Regions from separate parts of the Homo sapiens genome. Here region 2 is linked to region 1. A link is an interaction called in ENCODE POLR2A ChIA-PET data of the cell type or tissue named here. Cell type or tissue: GM12878. All regions are shown on one strand. Each heading gives the region's core, and the rest is flanking DNA. Links, peaks and the distances in the headings are about the cores only.

Region 1 (5,063 bases), core at 343-4,342:
AAAACAGCATGGCACTGGCATAAAAACAGACACACAGACCAATGGATCAGAATAGAGAACCCAGAAACAAATCCACACACCTATAGTTTACTTATTTTTGACAAAGGTGCTGAGAACATACACTGGGAAAAAGACGGTCCCTTCAATAAATGGTGCTAGGAAAACTGGACACCCACATTCAGAAGAATGAAACTTGACCCCCATCTCTTGTCATATATAAAAGTCAAATCAAAGTAGATTAAAGACTGAAATTTAAGACCTCAAATTATAAAACTACTCAATGAAAACATTGGGGAAACACTCCAGGACATTGCTTTGGAAAAAATTTCTTGAGCAATACCCTACAAGCCCAGGCAACCAAAGCAATGTACAAATGAGATCACACCAAGTTAATATGCTTCTGCACAGCAAAGGAAACAATCAACAAAGTGAAAAGACAACCCACAGAATGAGAGAGAATATTTGCAAACTATCCATCTGACAGGGTATTAACAACCAGAATATATAAGGAGCTCAAACAACTTTATAGGAAAAAATCAAATACTCTGATTTAAAAATTAGCAAAAGATTTGAATAGACATTTCTCAAAAGAAGACACACAAATGGCAAACAGGCACACTAGAAGGTGCTCAGCATCATTGATTATCAGAGAAATGCAAATCAAAACTACAATGAGACATCACCTCACCCCAGTTAAAATGGCTTTTATCCAAAAGACAAGCAATACCAAATGTGGGTGAAGATGTTGAGAAAAGGGAGTCCTCATACACTGTTGGTAGGAATGTAAATTAGTAGAACTACTCTGTAGGATAGTTTAGAGTTTCCTCAAAAAAAACACAAAAAAACAAAAAAACTAAACTAAAAGTAGAGCTACCATACAATCCAGCAATCCCACTGCTGGGCATATACCCAAAAGAAAGGAAATCAGTACATTGAAGACATATCTGCACTTCCATGTTTGTTGCAGCTCCGTTCACAATAGCCAAAATTTGGAAGCAACCTAAATGTCCACCAACAAATGAATGTATAAAGAAAATGTGGTACATTGTTTACTGTATACACAATGCAGTACTATTCCCACATAGGAAAAAATAAGATTCTGTCATCTGCAACAACAAGGATGGAACTGGAGGTTATTATGTTAAGTGAAATAAGCCAGACACAGAAAGACAAATATCGCATATTCTCAATTATTTGTGGGATCTAAAAATCAAAACAATTGAACTCATGGAGATAGATAGTAGAAGGATGGTTACTAGAGCCTGGGAAGGGCAGCAGGAGTATGTGGGAGAAATGGGGATGGTTAATGGCCACTAAAAATAAATAGTAAGAATGAATAAAACCTAGTAATAGCACAACAGGGTGACTAGAGTCAATAATTATTTAATTGTACATTCAAAAATAACTAAAAGAGTGTAACTGGATTGCTTGTAACACAAAAGGTAAATGCTTGAGGGGATGGAAACATCATTTTCCATGATGTGATTATTACACATTGCATGGCTCTATTAAAAAAAAATTGATGTACTCCTTAAATATATACACCTACTATGTACACACAAAAACTTAAAAATTAAAGAAGAAAATTTATAGTGTTTTTTATGACTTAAAATATATAAAAATATTTGGTTTATGTTTCCATTGATTTCTATTTTAATTACATCATGACTAAATATGGAGATCAGTATAAAGCAAAATCTTTGAAATTTATTACTTGAATAATGACCAAGCACTTGGTCATTTTTAAAGATATTTGTTTCCTAATTTTTTAGCATAAAATTACATATTTACATATATATGGGAAGAAAACCCCAGTTAATTTTATTGCTCAGTCCTTTCATTTGCATTGTTAATTTTGTTTGCTTGATTAGTATAGATCTACTTGTGATCAATTCTTTTTCTTCCTATCTCTCTCAATCTAAAAGTGTTTTTATCTTGCGTTTCTTACTGAAAGATCTTTTTTTCTATGTTGAAGTTATTTTCTCTGAGCAGTTTGAAGATACTATTACATCTTCTGGTTTTCAGGGCTGCTAATGAATAATAGTCATTATCAGTATAATTTGTATTCCTTTGTTGGTGACTTTTCTGTCTGGCTGCTTTTCAAAGTGTTCAATTCTTGTATTTGTATATGTTTGCCTTTCATTGATTCTGAAAATTTTCAGCATAATATTTTGCAGTTTTACCCTTTCCCCTATTCTTTATTTTTGTTCTTGTACAACAGATCAGACTTACTCATTAACATTAGGCGTTTTTATTTCATCATCCATTTGTGACTCTAATGAAACTTTGAATCACCTGGGAAGCATATTAGACTACAGATGCTCAGCCCGAGCTACTGAGATTCAGAGTTTTCAGGAGGCAGGGCCCTGGCCACTGGCACATAAATGACTCTCCATGTGACTCTAATGAACCACAGAGTTTGAGAACCACTGTAACTAGGCAACTAGGAACGTAGGAACCAAGATAAGATTGTGCCTCGTGTAGTGAAAGAATGAAAATGTTGGGGGAAACAGTTTGGCACATAGGACAGAGTACACAGGCAGAGAGAATCATACGAATGCTAAAGCAAGGGCTGCTTGTTCCATTTGCAAGCTCAACGCCAACGCTACCCCACTTCATCCTAGTACAACTTTGTCATGTGGGGGTTTCAGCTGTAGCCTTTCACTTTAACGTGAATTTTCTCAGAAATTGACTTGGAAGAAGACCATGCCTGTGTCCCTGAGACATGTATTATGTTTAATATATATACAGAGAGAGAGAGAGAGTTCAATTCACAAATCATAGTTGAAGGTTTCCACAAAAGTACAAGATGCTATTCTTTTTCCCAAAGCACCACTCAGATAATACGCAGGAGGCTGAGTCCACTAAAGGATCCAGTAAAAACTCCATTATTTTATAGGTACTCTTGGCCTAAATCTTTAAAAGATTCAGGAAAATAAATAAAAATTTTCTCACACAAATTATTTCTTTGGTTTTTGTGATTCATCAATAGGCTAAGTGATTTTTCAAATCAGCTAAAAAATGGACACTTATACACACCCACACTCACATACCCTTTTAAGTTCTAAACCAACATAGCCACTTCTGCTATATTTAGCTTTTTTTTTTTTTTTGGCAGCTGGTCCTATTGTTGTATGGATTTGTTTCTTTTTTTTTTTTTGGAAATCTTTTTTTTTTAAATTTATTTATTTAGTTTTTTATTGATCATTCTTGGGTGTTTCTCGCAGACGGGGATTTGGCAGGGTCATAGGACAATAGTGGAGGGAAGGTCAGCAGATAAACAAGTGAACAAAGGTCTCTGGTTTTCCTAGGCAGAGGACCCTGCGGCCTTCCGCGGTGTTTGTGTCCCTGGGTACTTGAGATTAGGGAGTGGTGATGACTCTTAAGGAGCATGCTGCCTTCAAGCATCTGTTTAACAAAGCACATCTTGCACCTCCCTTAATCCATTTAACCCTGAGTGGACATAGCACATGTTTCAGAGAGCACAGGGTTGGGGGTAAGGTCATAGATCAACAGCATCCCAAGGCAGAAGAATCTTTCTTAGTACAGAACAAAATGAAGTCTCCCATGTCTACTTCTTTCTACACAGACACAGCAACAATCTGATTTCTCCATCCTCTCCCCACCTTTCCCCCTTTTCTATTCCACAAAACCGCCATCGTCATCATGGCCCGTTCTCAATGAGCTGTTGGGTACACCTCCCAGATGGGGTGGTGGCCGGGCAGAGGCGCCCCCCACCTCCCTCCCGGACGGGGCGGCTGGCCGGGCGGGGGCTGACCCCCCACCTCCCTCCCGGACAGGGCGGCTGCCGGGCGGAGACGCTCCTCACTTCCCAGACGGGGCGGCTGCCGGGCGGAGGGGCTCCTCACTTCTCAGGTGGGGCGGCTGCCAGGCGGAGGGGCTCCTCACTTCTCAGATGGGGCGGCTGCCGGGCGGAGACGCTCCTCACCTCCCAGACGGGGTCGCGGCCGGGCAGAGGCGCTCCCCACATCTCAGATGATGGGCGGCCGGGCAGAGACGCTCCTCACTTCCTAGACGGGATGTCGGCCGGGAAGAGGCGCTCCTCACTTCCCAGACTGGACAGCCGGGCAGAGGGGCTCCTCACATCCCAGACGATGGGTGGCCAGGCAGAGATGCTCCTCACTTCCCAGACGGGGTGGCGGCCGGGCAGAGGCTGCAATCTCGGCACTTTGGGAGGCCAAGGCAGGCGGCTGGGAGGTGGAGGTTGTAGCTAGCCGAGATCACGCCACTGCACTCCAGCCTGGGCAACATTGAGCACTGAGTGAACGAGACTCCGTCTGCAATCCCAGCACCTCGGGAGGCCGAGGCTGGCGGATCACTCGCGGTTAGGAGCTGGAGACCAGCCCGGCCAACACAGCGAAACCCCATCTCCACCAAAAAAATACGAAAACCAGTCAGGCGTGGCGGCGCGTGCCTGTAATCGCAGGCACTCGGCAGGCTGAGGCAGGAGAATCAGGCAGGGAGGTTGCAGTGAGCCGAGATGGCAGCAGTACAGTCCAGCTTTGGCTCGGCATCAGAGGGAGACCGTGGAAAGAGAGGAGGGGAGAGGGGAGAGGGGGAGGAGGATTTGTTTCATAAGAGATGTTGGTGGGGTAACCCAAAAAGAGATTAAGAAACTAGAGCTGCCTGTCATTAGTTTCTGACATCTTAGACCTTAGTGATCTTATCTCTGGGGCAGAAAAGAACAGAGTAGACATAAGATTACACAGAAATGGTTAAGTGTAGTATTAGTAAAACAATCACCTGGGAAGAGAACATACCCCTCTCTGTCGCGGTGTGATTCCATAGGAAATCAACACACTAAAAGGAACACGCACTTCAGGCAACATCAAAATTGAAGGAAAAACTTTTCCAAAACTGAGTTTGTCATGTCAGATCTAGAAGACTGCATGGAGATTTTCAGTTGCTTATCTGTATGTGGTTATAGTGAGTGGGGAAAAGCTCAGCCCAGGCTCACTGAACTGGAGTGTAACAGCCACTTCATGCCTATTGCCCCTGGTAGGTGTGGGGCTGCCTGATTACCGCGAAAGATCAGCCTGACT
Region 2 (5,063 bases), core at 697-4,696, 230 kb before region 1:
TCTCTTTCTGTCGCTCTCTTTCTTTTTCTTTCTTCTCTCTTTCTTTTCTTTTCTTCTTCCTTCCTTTCTTGTTTCTTTTCTTCCTCGCTCCCTTCCTTCTTTCCATCTTCTCTCTCTCCCTCCCTCCTTTCCTCTCTCCTTTGTCTGTCTTTCTCTCTCTCTCTTTCTTTCTCTCTCTCTTTTTTTCTTTTTTCTCTTTCTCTCATCTTTCTTTTCTTCTTTCTTTTTTCTTTTTTAATGATTGTCATTTCTATATTCAGGGCTCTCTTTCTTTTCCCCCATGGAAAAATTAAGTCTATAAGCAATAAACTCTTTTAAACAAATTAGGCTTAAAGTTGTATCTTTAAAATACTAGCTATATAGCATGGCTTAGCCCTGATGAAGGCATTCTGAGTTTTTCTGAATTATTGATTGTGGATTCAATGCTTGGAAATTTAGTAATTGCTGATATAGCAAGGGAGCCTGCATGTAAAGAATTCTCAGTAAATTCTTTAGTCGAGTTGTACAAAGAAATAACCAACACATTTATAAAAATCCCACATTGTCACAAAGTAAATTATTAGTTGATTATTCTCCTTATACAAATTTGTATACATATATATATGGTTTATTTAAAGCTGGCAATTCATGTGGACATTTATAATAAAAACTATGTTTCTGTTGCATTTAGACATTCATTTACACTCTGCCTTAGAATTTAGATTTCAGGGCTTGCTGTTTTTGTTTGAATTAAGGTTGTTTTTTTTTTTTTTTCTCATTTGTATTGGTTTCTCAATGTCTTTCCTTTGAGGTTTTGAACGTAAACTAACATTGCCAGGTGACTTTTTCACATATAATTCTACTATCTGAAAGACCTGGGAAAAGCTCTTTGACATTGATTTTCTACTGAATGGAGATTTGAGCTGGGGTCTGCAGAGCCTCAGGGATCTGGGGCATGCTTCAGGTGCTGCAGGGAGTAGGGGGTGGGTGGAAGAAGTTTGGGGCTGCCCCAGAGTCCCCTCAAGCAGAGTCTTGGAATTTAATTTATGAATTTTGACTCAAAAAAAGGTTTCTTCCACTTTAACTACATTTGCAAAATACTAATTTGGAGGTTTTCTTGAAAAATTATCACCCCTCCCACTACCCTCCACTACTTCGTTTCCTTTTTATTAGCTCATTGGTTTAGTTTTGTCCCGGGACCAGTTGTTAAAAGCTTTCACAGATCCACAATTCCAGACACTGTGTGTGGAGACTGGAACGACTTAACCCATAATGCCCTATGCTCAGCTGAGACCCAGTAATGCCCTGTGCTCAGCTCAGAGGCTTGTTTGTCCCCACTCTGTAGTTTCCATATGGGTTACTGGGACCTCCTACTCTATTTTATTTTATTTTATTTTATTTTATTTTATTTTATTTTATTTTATTTTATTTTATTTTATTTTACTTTATTTTACTTTATTTTACTTTGTTTTATTTTATTTTATTTTATTTTACTTTATTTTATTTTATTTTGAAGGCAAGCTGCTTTAATGATAGCAGGCCATTCACTCCACTGCTTAAGTATAACCCTGCAACAAGAAAGTGCTGTTAAAACATTGTTTAAATCATGCACTTTCTCTCCTCAAAAATTCTTATTGGCTCCTCAGTTAGAAATTCAAATTCCTTCATAATTTGACAATTATTTAGGTCTCCATTAGCATTTTTTTACTCTATCCTGACATCCACCTTGCCCTTAATTTACATCGGACTATTTGTGAACCAATCATTTATTTTTACATCTCTGCACTTGGCTCCATCTTGTCTTTTAACTGGGCTTCCCTCTGCCCATGCAAATCCCTTTGTAAAACCTCCACTTTTGCCTCAAAACACACTCAAGTGGCACCTGCTATGTGCAGGATCTCCTCCAGCACCTCATATCCTCCCCAAGTTTAATTTCCTCTTGCCCAAATGTTCAGCTCTCCTCCACCTCCCTGGTTACTCCTCTGTCTCTGGCATCGTTTCCCCCACCTGTGATGTCACAGTCTCCCAGGACTCTGTCCTTGGCCTCTTCCTTCTCTCCCTTGCTCATCTCACCCAGTCACATGTGTTTAAATACCCACATTTTCATTTCCAGCTGAAACCTCTCTCTCCTTGACACTTCACTCAGAGATTTAACAGACGTTTCACATTTCACATGTCCAAAAATAGACCTGATCATCCCTACCCCACTTGCTCCCTCCTAATTTTCCCATCTCATTGATGACTTCATCGTTCCAATTATTCAGGCTAAAACCCTTGAAGAATAAATACCTCAAACCCCCTCCTCCTCTCATAGCTCACCACGTCCAGTCTGTATGAAAACCATTGGTGCTTTCCATTTCAAAATATCCAGTATCCATCATTTTTCATGACCTCTGCTGTCACCTCCCTGGTCCAACCCCCATCTTTCTCATCTGGATCATTATAATAGGTTTCTAAGTGGTCTTCATTTCTTCCCTTATTCCCCTTTAGTGTACCCCTAGCCAAGTAGGCAGAGAGATCCATTTAACATATGAGTTCGATCATATAGCTCTTCTTCTTAAAAGTCCACAGGAATTCTTCATTTCACTCAGAAAAAAGGCCACCATCCTTGGGCCTCAGGGCCTCAGGGCCCCATGTAGCCTGGTGCACTTCTATGACATCCTCTATCCCCTACTCTCTGCTGTAGCCAACCTGGCTGGCCCCCTTGCTCTTTTGCAAATATGCCAGTCATTCTCCCACTAAGGACTTTTGCACTAGTTCTGTTTGCCTAAAATATTTTTTCTCACAAACAGCCGCTTGGATAACTCCCTCACTTCCATGGCTTCACTCAAATATCACCTTCTCTGTGAGGCTTGCTCATATCACCCTATGTAGCACTGCAAGTTGCCACCACCTACAAAACAGACCTCCTGATCCTCCTTACCCTGGTCTTGTTTGCTTGTTTTCATGCCACTTTATCAGTCTCTAATATGCTATCATTAATCATCTATCTATCCATCTACCTAGCTATCCATCTACTTATTTATTGTTGCTGGAACCTGAGTTGGGATGGCTTAGATAATTACAGATGCCTGGAATGTCTACCCTGGGGCCATGCCTTGAGCCTCATTTCTGGCTGTCACTGAGTTTCCTCTTTTCTTCTCCGTGAAGTATCTTCTAGAGGTTGAATATTCAAAACAGCTGTCCTGCTCACATTTCTGACACCTAAACTGGGATGGCTGAACTATTGGGAGCTTGCTGGGGGTCCCTTTTTTCCAGCCCCTTCTCCATATGGCTAGTATGAGTTTCCTCCCAGCATGGCAGTCTCATGGTAGTTTTCCTTGTTACCTGGAAGCTCAGGATCCCCCATCAGTGAGAGCTTCAAGTGCCCTTTGCAGAGGCTGCCAGGCTCCTCCTGACCTGCCTCTAACAGTCCATGGCATCCCCTTGCACCACACTGAATTGGTCCCAAATCAATCATGTAATGCAAAGTTTGTAAGATTCATTCATATTCTAGTATGTCTCAGTACTTCATTTCTTTTTATTGGTGAATAATATTCCATTGTATGGATACGCCATGATTTGTTATTCCATTTTTCTGTTGATGCTCACTTGCATTGTTTCTAGCTTTTGGTTGTGAGCAGACTGGTGGTTGTCAGGGGCTGGAGAAGGGGTAAGAGGAAATAGAAATAACTGCTTAATGGGTAGGGGCTTTCCTTTTGGGGGTGAAGAAATTCTTTTGGAACTAGATGGGGTAATGATTGCACAACATTGTGAAAGTACTAATTACTCACTTTTAAATGGTCAATTTTAATTCATGTGAATTTCACTACAATAAAAAGAGAAAAATAGTCAGTTACAAATCAGCCCAGATTGAAGAAAAGAGGACTACTCAGGGTATAAATAAATACTTCGTGGTCTCACAAACAGCCACTTGGGTAAATCCTCACCTCCATGGCTTCACTCAAATATTAGTTTCTTTGTGAGGCTTGCTCAGATCACCCTATATAGCACTAAAAGTTGCCACCACCTGCAGCACAGCCCTCCTGATCCTCTCTTGTATATACAAGCATGTATACACAAGTGTATATATCCACGCTTGTATATACAAGCATGGGGGCGAGGAGCTCTGCCTATTTGTGGAATGGTTGCATTCTATGTTTTTATCTTAGTTCCTCATGTGAAGGTGATTTTCCCCACTAGCCTCTCTCACAACATTAAAAAAAAAATAAGGGGCTGGGCACGGTGGCTCACGCCTGTAATCCCAGCACTTTGTGAGGCCAAGTTGAGCAGAACACAAGGTCAGGATATCGAGACCATCATGGCCAACATGGTGAAACCCCATCTCTACTAAAAATACAAAAATTAGCTTGCTGTGGTGGCACATGCCTGTAATCCCAGTTACACTGGAGGCTGAGGCAGGAGAATCGCTTGAACCTGGGAGGCAGAGATTGCAGTGAGCCAAGATGGTGCCACTGCAGTCCAGCCTGGTGACAGAGTGGGAAAAAAAAAGAAAACAAGATATCATAGCATTATTTCTCATAAAACTAATATAGTACTTGGTAGGTATTATGGACTCAGTTAATCATTTTTATTCAATGCCTACGGTTTTGTTCCAAAAAATCTTTATGAGTTGGTTGTTTGATACTCAGTGTCTGTTTTTCTTTAGGAACATTGGAAGCAGTAGTTAAGATTCTATTGTAGTGTAGTAACAAGAGTACTAGCTTTGTAGTCAGTACCCCTCTCAGAAAACTATGTGCCAGATACTGTTTTAAGCTTTTCATATATTATTTAATCCTCAGAGCAACACTGTGAGGAAGTTACTGTTCTGTATTCATTTTATAGATGAAGAAACTAAGGCATAGAGGAGTCAGGTAACTTGCCTAAGTTACATTATGTGTAGTAAAGATATTAGGATTCAAACTCAGACAGGATAGCTTCATAGTCATGCTCTTATCCTCTCTGCCACAGGCCTCTTAGCTTTGATGTGTAAACTCCTAACCCCTAGTTTCTTTATTGGAAAAATGGGAATAATCTTCTTCCCAATGTTACTTTTGGTTTTAAATTAAGATATGTATTGGAAAATGTTTTGCAAACTTTAAAAC

Evidence for each region. Peaks named below come from ENCODE experiments on the same cell type or tissue, not always from the same donor. Only the 100,000 strongest peaks of a DNase experiment are listed, where the experiment ranks them.
Region 2: POLR2A ChIA-PET joins it to region 1 with 5 read pairs; 2 of 35 experiments call an interaction of 5 or more read pairs at or near these places.

Annotation. Positions count from the first base shown.
Region 1 is chr20:11,509,630-11,514,692 of GRCh38, forward strand. No RefSeq gene overlaps it. Among named protein-coding and RNA genes, the nearest start is that of LINC00687, 360 kb to the right of the region's middle. In GM12878, for the core only: no CTCF peak of the experiment used is centred there; a DNase peak (open chromatin) is centred at 2,434.
Region 2 is chr20:11,275,955-11,281,017 of GRCh38, forward strand. No RefSeq gene overlaps it. Among named protein-coding and RNA genes, the nearest start is that of LINC02871, 250 kb to the left of the region's middle. In GM12878, for the core only: no CTCF peak of the experiment used is centred there; no DNase peak of the experiment used is centred there.